2 separate regions of the Homo sapiens genome follow, and region 1 is linked to region 2. Evidence: chromatin loops called from intact Hi-C (ENCODE). Cell type or tissue: A673. All regions are shown on one strand.

Region 1 (5,000 bases), 370 kb before region 2:
TGTTATTCCTTCAGGAAAGACTTGTGAGTTGGCTTTTTGGTCTCTCGATTGCTATTATCAAGGCCCCTTCCTGCTTTACAGTCCAGAGTCTGCCCAAGCTAATTGCTGCACTGAATAACAACTCACTGAGGAACTCGCCAGCCTGGGCAATAAGGAGTCGTGGCTTCTCTACCCTGGGCTGTGCCACTGCTCATTGTGTGACCTATACAAGCTACCTAAGCACTCTCAGACTCTATTTTCCTATCCAAAAAACAACAACAATGTCATCTTTAAGATACTATACCCCAGCTCTACAGCCCTATAATTCTCCTTCTATCCTTTTCATAAATACCTCTTTGTTATGTATTTTGTTTCTCTAGTGATGACTAGTATAGAATAAATAATTGCTACCTAGAAGATGTAATTAAGTTTATATATTATTTTCTACAACTAATATGCAATGGATTTTAATTTTATTCATAATTACTAACTTCAGGCTTAAAAAAATCTGTGTACTAAGTGGGAATATTGCACCATTTTTATAGCCTCTTCTTCTCATGTCAATAAAATAACATAATAAAACCCCACCCACACAGATGATAAGCCTCCCTCTATCACCAGGAAGCATAATTAGCAAATTAAAGCATTGGACTCACATTTATACTTATAATCCCAAGGTTTTGTTTTATTCAAGTAAAGCCTGTGGCCTAAATCACTGTGATTATAATATGGTACTAAGTAAATAAAAGTCTGTCTGCCTTTCACAATTATGTTTTAATTTCCCATTTTACATTTTCCAACATGCAAACTAGGTTTTGTTTACATTTTGATCTGATTTACTAAAGAACTTTCTCCCATAGAATCTTCTGAAAATAGAAGTGCAAGCATACATATAACACATGGATTTTTGCCCCCTATAAACATTAGCTTGTGTCTAGTCTTTGCTGGTAGCACACACATAGAAATACCAGTGTAGCCAGGCACAGTGGTTCACGCCCATAATCCCATCACTTTGGGAGGCTGAGGTAGGCGGGTCACGAGGTCAGGAGATGGAGACCATCCTGGCCAACATGGTGAAACCCCGTCTCTACCAAAAATACAAAAATTAGCTGGGTGTGGTGGCAGGTGCCGGTAATCCCAGCTACTCAGGAGGCTGAGGCAGGAGAATCACTTGAACCCGGGAGGCAGAGGTTGCAGTGAGCCGAGATCACGCCACTGCACTCCAGCCTGGCGACAGAGCGAGACTCCATCTAAATAAAAAAAAGAAAGAAAGAAATACCAGTGTTTTCAATTGGGAGAATTTTTAAACTTTGTCTACTATCTTCAGAAAACATTCTTTGAAAGAAAGGTTATTGTGTTTAGTCTGGTTTCTATACATGTCTCTGGAACAGCAGGATATAAGAACCCATTTTGGCAGCAGATCTCCAGAAAACACTGGCAATTCTGCAATGAGGGGAGGTACAACTTCCTAATGAAAGTGTTTCCTCAAATCTAAAGGTCATCTGAACACTTTCATACATACACAATACAATGTATGTATTGCGGTTGAATAGACACAACAAAGGAGGCAGACTGAAGTTCAAATCCTACCTCTGCCACTTACTAGTTGTGTGACATTCAGCAAATCACTTATCTAATCTTTCCAAGTCTCCATTTTTTTTTCTTTTTTTTTTGAGACAGAGTCTTGCTGTGTCTCCCAGGCTAGAGTGCAATGGCACGATCTCAACTCACTGCAACCTCCGCCTCCCAGGTTCAAGTGATTCTCCTGTTTCAGCCTCCTGAGTAGCTGGGACTACAGGTGTGTGCCACCACGCCTGGCTAATTTTTGTATTTTTGGTAGAGATGGGGCTTCACCATGTTAGTCAGGCTGGTCTCAAACTCCTGACCTCAGGTGATCCGCCTGCCTCGGCCTCCCAAAGTGCTGGGATTACAGGTGTGAGCCACCGGGCCCTGCCACAAGTCTCCATTTCTTCATTTGTAATATGAGTGAAATATTGCCTACTTCATAAGATTCATACAAAAATTAAATAAGATAATGTACATAACATGTTGGTACATAATAATCACTAAGAAATGATGTTAAACCTGTAATCCCAGCACTTTGGGAGGCCAAGGCAGGCGGATCATGAGGTCAGGAGATCGAGACCATCCTGGCTAACACGGTGAAACCCCATCTCTACTAAAAATACAAAAAAAAATTAGCAGGGTGTGGTGGTGGGTGCCTGTAGTCCCAGCTACTCGGGAGGCTGAGGCAGGAGAATGGCGTGAACCCAGGAGGCGGAGCTTGCAGTGAGCCGAGATTGTGCCACTGCACTCCAGCTTGGGTGACAGAGTGAGACTCCGTCTCAAAAAAAGAAAGAAAGAACGAAAGAAGGAAAGAAAGGAAGGAAGGAAGGAAGGAAGGAAGGAAGGAAGGAAGGAAAGAAAGAAAGAAAAAGAAAGAAAGAAATGATGGCAGTTATTTCTATTATTATTTTAGTATAATTATCACTGAATCAGAAAGAATGTGACCCTGGGGGTGTGTGCACACCATGATTTTGGCCATGACCTTCAGTCAGCAACATTAGTTTCTCTCAGAGGAGGTTCTACTGTGCCCCGGATAAGGGAATTGGAGCTCAGTGACACGTAGAAAACTGACAGCATTGAAGATCTCTAAAGGATACTCAAAACATTCTTGCCAGCCCTGCCTGAGGCTGCATTACTGCCTACCAGGTTTGTTTCTGCTCTCAGGCACTTATTACATTTCTCTGTTTTCATGCCAGCCTTCCTAGCTTACTTTGTGTTCCTTCTGCATTAGTCATCATAACGCCCCAGTTCAGTGACAGATAAGGTGGATAAGTCCCATTTGGTCCCTGCCCCTACAATTGGAAGAAGACAGGAATTAGGAGATGGACTGAAGCAGAGGTTAAGTGTTAAACACAGCAAGCCCACCCCACAGACACACAATTAGGTGACTCTAAAACCAACTTAATTGGTTAGTGACCAGTAGTAGTTTTCATGAAATAGAATAGAAAATATCAATATAAACCCCATACAGTAAGCAGTTTATTTCATTAAAAACTTTTATTGGCCAGGTGCGGAGGCTCATGCCTATAATCCCAGCACTTTGGGATGCTGAGGCGGGTGGATCACGAGGTCAGGAGATCGAGACCATCCTGGCTAACACAGTGAAACCCTGTCTCCACTAAAAATACAAAAACAAAATTAGCTGGGTGTGGTGGTGGGCGCCTGTAGTCCCAGCTACACGGGAGGCTGAGGCAGGAGAATGGCCTGAATCCGGGAGGCGGAGCTTGCAGTGAGCCAAGATCTCACCACGGCACTACAGCCTGGGTGAAAGAGTGAGACTCCATCTCAAAAAGAAAAAAACTTTTCAGTTGTGTGTGTCTGTATGAATATTTGTTTGTGTTGGTGGGTGGATGTGTGTGCATTTTGCAATATAAAATATATTTCTTTTGTTCTCATGTGGACTCGAAGGTCTCTAAGGTCTCTTTTAACTAGAAAAATTTAATAAATCTCCAAACTCTGTAGAACTGGGATTCAAAATGGCAGTAGTTGCCAATGTTCTGGTTTTATGGGGTTGGTCCATATTTTTTTTCCCAATAGAAAATAAATTAGGATTTTCCTTCATCAGTAAATAAAAATGTTAAAAGAATAAAACTAGAATCTACACTCAATCACCCAGGAAGATGAGAGGTCTGCTGGGACTGAGATTACAGAGAGAAATGAACACAGAGATCAGAGCTTGAAGCCAGCTGTGGAGCCCAGGGCCAGTGGCCCGCTTCTGCACACAGCATCCATCCATGGGAACTGAGTCAACTCATAAGGATCTAAAGAGAGCGGGGACATTGCCGGGGAGGAGGAGATGGGGGTTCCTCTCCCAGCATACACACACGCATGGCTCCCACACTCACATAAATGCACATCGAGAAGCCAGAAGATGTTGCAAGATGTGTCTGTGCGTCTCTCAAGCTTCTACAGGCTAATGAAAGCATGTTAGAGACAGAGAACAGGCCTGAGTTTCAAGCCTTCTGAAGTCTGTTTTTCACTCTGTCTCTCTTTGGCACAGAATAAGTCATTTCATTCTCCCCTCTATCCAGACAGTGAGTTAATTTACACTGACAACTATAACCAAGTTGATGAACACACCAAACATTGGTCAGTGCAGATTCTCCCTATTTGAAAACTGAAATAGGAAACTTTTATAGTTAGAAAGTGCTTTGCAAACATAAACTCAGAAAAAGAGGAACTAATCGGAGGATCTTACCTTTCGGTTCTCTAAGCGGTCACAGCCTAATGCTGCCAAATGGCTCCAGATGCTCATGTTGAGGTCCAGGCTCTCTCTCCATCTTCAGTCTCCTCCACTCACCAGGCTCCTATTAACACATTTTCTGCTCTTCAGATAGTGAAATGTGGACAGCTAGGTTTAAGCCACCAGATTCCATCGTGCTACACCGAGACCACAGCCAATCCACTTTGGCCTTCCTCACAAGTCTCCAAATCATGACCATATATGTATAAAACGCCCAGTCTCTTCCTTTGCTGCTAAAGATTGTTAGTCTCCATCATTAAGGAACTTTCTATCTCAGCCTCCAGAGGGGTACCATCACACATAGTTCTGAGGATACCTCACCATGTATGAACACAAAGCCAAGAAGGGGATCTCATCTTCTTTTTATCCTAATTGGTCTTGTGCCATAGGTTGGTACTAAGGCAACTATTTGCTTTTAGTTTAGTTGTTATTCTAGGTTATTTTCCATATAAATAATATATTAATCATTTGAACATGTGCCCTAGGAGAGTTTTGCAACTGGAACAATTCTTGAATCAAAGAAATAAATACTATAAACAAAGCATAGTTTTTCAAGTAGCTTTCCAAGGCTTGTTGCAATTAATCACAGGCTTAAGAATGCTACTCCATTATCATTCTATCAAATGCAAGCCACATGGGCTTTGTGGCCATCATCTCAAATAAATACATCTCACTCTCCTTTGTAAGTCTTCAGTATAGACAAAGGCCTCTG
Region 2 (5,000 bases):
CGCCTCGGCTTCTCAAAGTGTTGGGATTACAGGCGTGAGCCACTGCGCCTGGCCATTTCATTCATTTGCAGGAAAATGTCTGCCAAATCCCCAGTCTGAATAACTATATTGTCATTTCTTCTTTGAAGTATAAACGCTGTTCCATGAAAAAAGTGGCTAGTGTAACTTGCAATTCAAACCATTGCAGTCCTGTTTTTTGAGACAACCATCATTTTAGTATGCAACGGAAGTAACTCTGTTACTTAGCACTTTGTTACACACACAGCATATTAAAAAGATGTGTATTTGAACATTTAAGATTTTCATAATATCACCTTTTCTGTTTCATTCAAGGATATTCTTCAGGGAATTTTTTTTTTTTTTTTGAGTGCATAGTGGTGAAAAAATACAATGACTACTAGTAATACCATCAGGTCTTGATTCGTAATACTAAGGTGTGAGCAGTTTTACCCACTATCGCTTTGTAACATTGGTGCAAATGCCAATGGAGTGAAAAATGCAAGTAATATCTTAGTAATACCATAAAAGTAATTTTGACCTCACAGTTCCCTTAAAAAGTCTTGGGAACTCCAGGGGTCTACGGATCCCAATTACTATGCTAAATAAAAAGTTGATCACATTTTGTCATTAGTATAATAGAATACCGTATCTGATTTTAAGTTTTGAACACCTTGAACAGCCTTAACAGTGAAGTACATTGCTGTGTGTCTTTTAAGAAAGAATCTTCTAAGAAGGTACTATTCTATTAAGAAATATTAAGAGTTAACTTTGCAGTTAGAATCTGTAACTTGACTGGGTAGGGCACATATAAGGAATGTACACGGTAGGGCCTCAGTGTGGTTATGGAGTGATGTACTTCTCTTCTCCCCAGCCCATGTGCCCTGGGGGCTTTTTTGTTTGCCTGTTTTTTAAATAGTACATTTTATATGACAGTACTGCCAACTGTTTTCTCTCATCCTGTGAAATTGACCTATGAGACTTTCATGGTGGATTTCTCCTAGTTTTCAATAAAAGTTGGAAGCCTTCTCCAATTTATGTCAGTTATCTTTACTCCATATACTTTTCCCTTTTTCTTCTGGGTTTACTAGTAGCTGGGTTGTGTGTGAGTGCACATCTGTATGTGTCAATCTATTAGCTGAGTACTAAATTTAGTTTGCATCGTCTTCACTCGATTTGAGCGAGCATTTATTGCCCTGTGGGGGATGGATGTTGATCTCTTCACAGTTTTTTTTTAAAACTATACTTTGATACTTGGGCTGTTATCAATCACATATTTCTGCTTCCTGAACAATCTTTTGGACATTTTTACTCTAGCCCTTCCAGAGAATTGACTGAGTATAACCAATCCATGGACACAAGTTTTGATTTACTTACTAGTCTGAGTTACGTAGGATTTTTTTCCCTCATGAGGAACCAAGGAATAACCACATCTTCTTCTAATACAGTGTTTCATAAACATTACTGTGGGTAGTATTTATTACCCTGGCCTCCTTTTCTCTTTGTTCTTCCTATAATATTTGAGTTTTAAGCAGAGTTCCTATCTATTCAGGTGATTAACTGTCCTTGTAAAGCTTTAGCATGTGTTCCACTCTTTGAGATTCTTAGATGAAACCCCGTCTCTACTGAAAATACAAAAAATTAGCCGGGCACGGTGGCGGGTGCCTATAGTCCCAGCTGCTCGGGAGGCTAAGGCAGTAGAATGGCGTGAACCTGGGAGGCGGAGCTTGCAGTGAGCCGAGATCGCACCACCACACTCTAGCCTGGGCAACAGAGCAAAACTCTGTCTCAAAAAAAAAAAAAAAAACAGATTCTCAGAACATGTCTGTTCCAAAGCTAGAATAAGTAGTTAGTTTTAGTTGATAAAGTCTCATTAGCTTTCTATTGTAATACAGATTCCTATTCAGACACACTCAGTATTTTATGCTAGTCAGACAGATTTTGACAGATCTTGATTTTAGTTTATTTTTATTTATTTATTTATTTTTTTTTTGAGACGGAGTCTTGCTTAGCTGCCCAGGCTGGAGTGCAGTGGTGCAATCTCAGCTCACTGCAGCTACCGTCTCCTGGGTTCAAGCGATTCTCCCATCTCAGCGTCCTGAGTAACTGGGATTACAGGCACCTGCCTCATGCTGGCTAATTTTTGTATTTTAGTAGAGATGGGGTTTCGCCACGTTGGCCAGGCTGGCCCTGAACTCCTGACCTCAGGTGATCCACCCGCCTCGGCCCCCCAAAGTGCTAGGATTACAGATGTGAGCCACCGCACCTGGCCAATTTTTATTTTTCGTGTCTGACTTTCTAATTCTTTGCCAGACTGACATTGCTTTACCTTAAGTTCTGTGACTGATTACTGCTTAGTTATTGAAAATATGTACCAGAAGTATGACCTATCTTCTTATCTCTTAGCATTTTCATTTCTTGTCCTTCTTTGTTCCCCTGTTGATATACCTTGACTGTAATTTATTCAGTTATTCCATACATATTTATTATTTCCTAGGATATGTATTTTTATGTTTTAGAAGGATCTTAGTTATAATCTGTGTAAATAATCACTTTTATACATTTAGGAAGTTGAAGTCAATGTCTGTGGGCAATGAGGCAGCTCATCAGAGGTCTTTTGGGTATAAAAAGAAATAAATTTGTAGCTAATGACTCTTGGACTTAAATCAAAGTGACTCATCATATAATGGATGCTAGTTTACTGCTTTCAAGCCTCAAGAGCTTTGCTGAGACTTTTAAAAAATTGCTTAATTGAGATTATGAGTCAGTGTTCCCTATCATCAAATAAACAACAAATATTCTGTTTTTTAAAAAAGCATTTTGTGAAAACCATTCTTACCTGTGGGCTATACAAATATAGGTGACAGGTTGAATTTGACATACAGGCTGTAGTTTGCAGATCCCTGGCTTAGATCACAGTTGAAACCAGTTTGATACTAGAAGTCTCAGTTAACTAATGAATAATTGATTTGGTGTGTTGTTTTTCCTTCCTTCCTTCCTTCCTTCCTTCCTTCCTTCCTTCCTTCCTTCCTTCCTTCCTTCCTTTCCTTCCTTTTCCTTCCTTTCCTTCCTTTCTTTCCTTTCCTTTCTTTCTTTTCTTTCGTCAGAGTTTTCCTCTGTTGCCCAGGCTGGACTGCAGTGGTGCGATCTCGGCTCACTGTAACCTCCACCTCCCGGGTTCAAGCAATTCTCATTCTTCAGCCTCCCGAGTAGCTGAGATTACAGGCCTGCGCCACCATGCCTGGGTAATTTTTTTGTATTTTTTTTTGTAGAGATGGGGTTTCACCATGTTGATCAGGCTGGTGTCAAACTCCTGACCTCAGGTGATCTGCCTGCCTTGGCCTCCCAAAGTGCTGGGATTATAAGTGTAAGCCACCATGCCCAGCTGGTGTACTGTTTTTTTTATGTCTTTATATGTTGGTGTTTATAAAGGTTGATAAGTCTTAATAAACATCATGTGCAGTAGGTACTGAAATATTTCTTAATGAGATGAGCTTATTGTTTTCCCTTTTCCTGATTCCTGGAGATGTCTGTCTGAGATCTGACCCTGATTTTGGTCTTCTAATACATTTTTTAGGCCTATAAAAATGCTTTCTTAAAAATTGCTTTATGACCTCATACTCTCAGGTAGCTTGCAAGGTTCCTATATACAACTCTGTGACATATACTGACTCACGTCTTTGAAGTTTAGAAGTAGAGGAGACTGTCTGATTCCATTTTCTCATTTTATAGATGACACAGAGACCCAGAAAATTTGCATCACTTGTCTAAAATCATATAGGCCATCCAAGATGTTATTTTTAATTTACATCCGAGCTCTGGATTCCAATGAAAGAGAGAAGGAAAAGTAATTTAAGTTCGTCACATCTAAGTTATAATTATACTTTAGTTTTGGACTAAGTTATGTTTGTAAGATAAAGTAATTTCGATTACACATTTGACTTTAGATCATGCAAAGAGTGTCCAGATCTCTTAAAAATGTGCTATAGCTAGGAGATTTAAGAAGATAATCTTATTTCTTTCTTTGTGTCCATAACTCTTTCACTGTTTTTTTCAGTCATCTAGATTTAAAATTATGTAATCGAGGATCACAGTTGGGCCCTGGCTTCAAGAATGGAATCAGAAAAGAATATGCTGTCTGTCTTGATTGAGGGTGACATTTAAAGTAGTACTTTGATGTGTAGGAGAACTAGGAGAGGATTAAATATTTGGAGCAGTAGTTGTCCAGCGAGTATATGCTGAACTGAGTTTTGTGATGCTGAAAATGCTGTACATATTCAGCTCACTGAATAGTCGTAGCTGGATTGCCTCACTAGTCCTGTGTTTTTGTAATATTTGCTGAATTATTGGCTACAAAGTTATGCAGTAAAATGATATTTCATGGTGAACATTTACAATATTAAGCGAACTTTTGAATATAGCCACCAATTGGCTAAATATTAAGACTAATTTTGGATTTGCTTTTGGCTACATTAATATAGCTATGGTTTGAATTAAGTAGTTGATTGCCTATAAGTGATTGGAATTTTAAATAAAAGCTTTTATGAGTATACAAGTGATTTCTGAGAGGAGGAAAGTTACAAAGATCTAATTTTTGGGAGGATCTCAGTTAATATTTAAGAATGAGTAAATATGATCAGGTAGAATATACAAATAAATCCTTTGTGAATTTAGGAAGTGTCTATTTTGAATATCCTGTTTATTTAATAAGCCATAAGCTCTTTGAGGGCAGGACTTCATTTATGCATGATATACTCTTCATCAGGCCTGATACCTGGGTGGTGAAGTGTAAAGACTGGATGAGTGTCTCAGTGCTGTTTTGTGACCTAGTTTAAAGACAGTTGTTCTAAAAGATACCAGAATGGAGGAACTATAGTGGTAAGTCTTCTTGTGTACTCTTTGAGATCTGATTCCTAGTATTTAGTACTCATGCGGGCAGGGGAAGACTACATCACATCCTAGAGCGTTCATTTGGCTATATAAATAAACCATAATGGACAAGT

Evidence for each region. Peaks named below come from ENCODE experiments on the same cell type or tissue, not always from the same donor. Only the 100,000 strongest peaks of a DNase experiment are listed, where the experiment ranks them.
Region 1: a loop joins it to region 2, with 4 times the contacts of the local background. A loop is called at or near these places in 1 of 110 quality-filtered maps.

The regions. Positions count from the first base shown.
Region 1 is chr3:177,441,354-177,446,353 of GRCh38, reverse strand. LINC00578 (long intergenic non-protein coding RNA 578) reads right to left here and starts at 4,433. Exons shown (of 4, transcript NR_047568.1): 1 at 4,244-4,433. RefSeq lists an enhancer at 4,406-4,535. In A673, no CTCF peak of the experiment used is centred here; a DNase peak (open chromatin) is centred at 2,673; H3K27ac peaks cover 88 bases.
Region 2 is chr3:177,067,836-177,072,835 of GRCh38, reverse strand. The region is part of intron 2 of TBL1XR1 (TBL1X/Y related 1); the gene reads left to right. Among named protein-coding and RNA genes, the nearest start is that of TBL1XR1-AS1, 33 kb to the right of the region's middle. In A673, no CTCF peak of the experiment used is centred here; DNase peaks (open chromatin) are centred at 1,945, 2,645, 2,915, 3,015 and 2 weaker places; H3K27ac peaks cover 5,000 bases.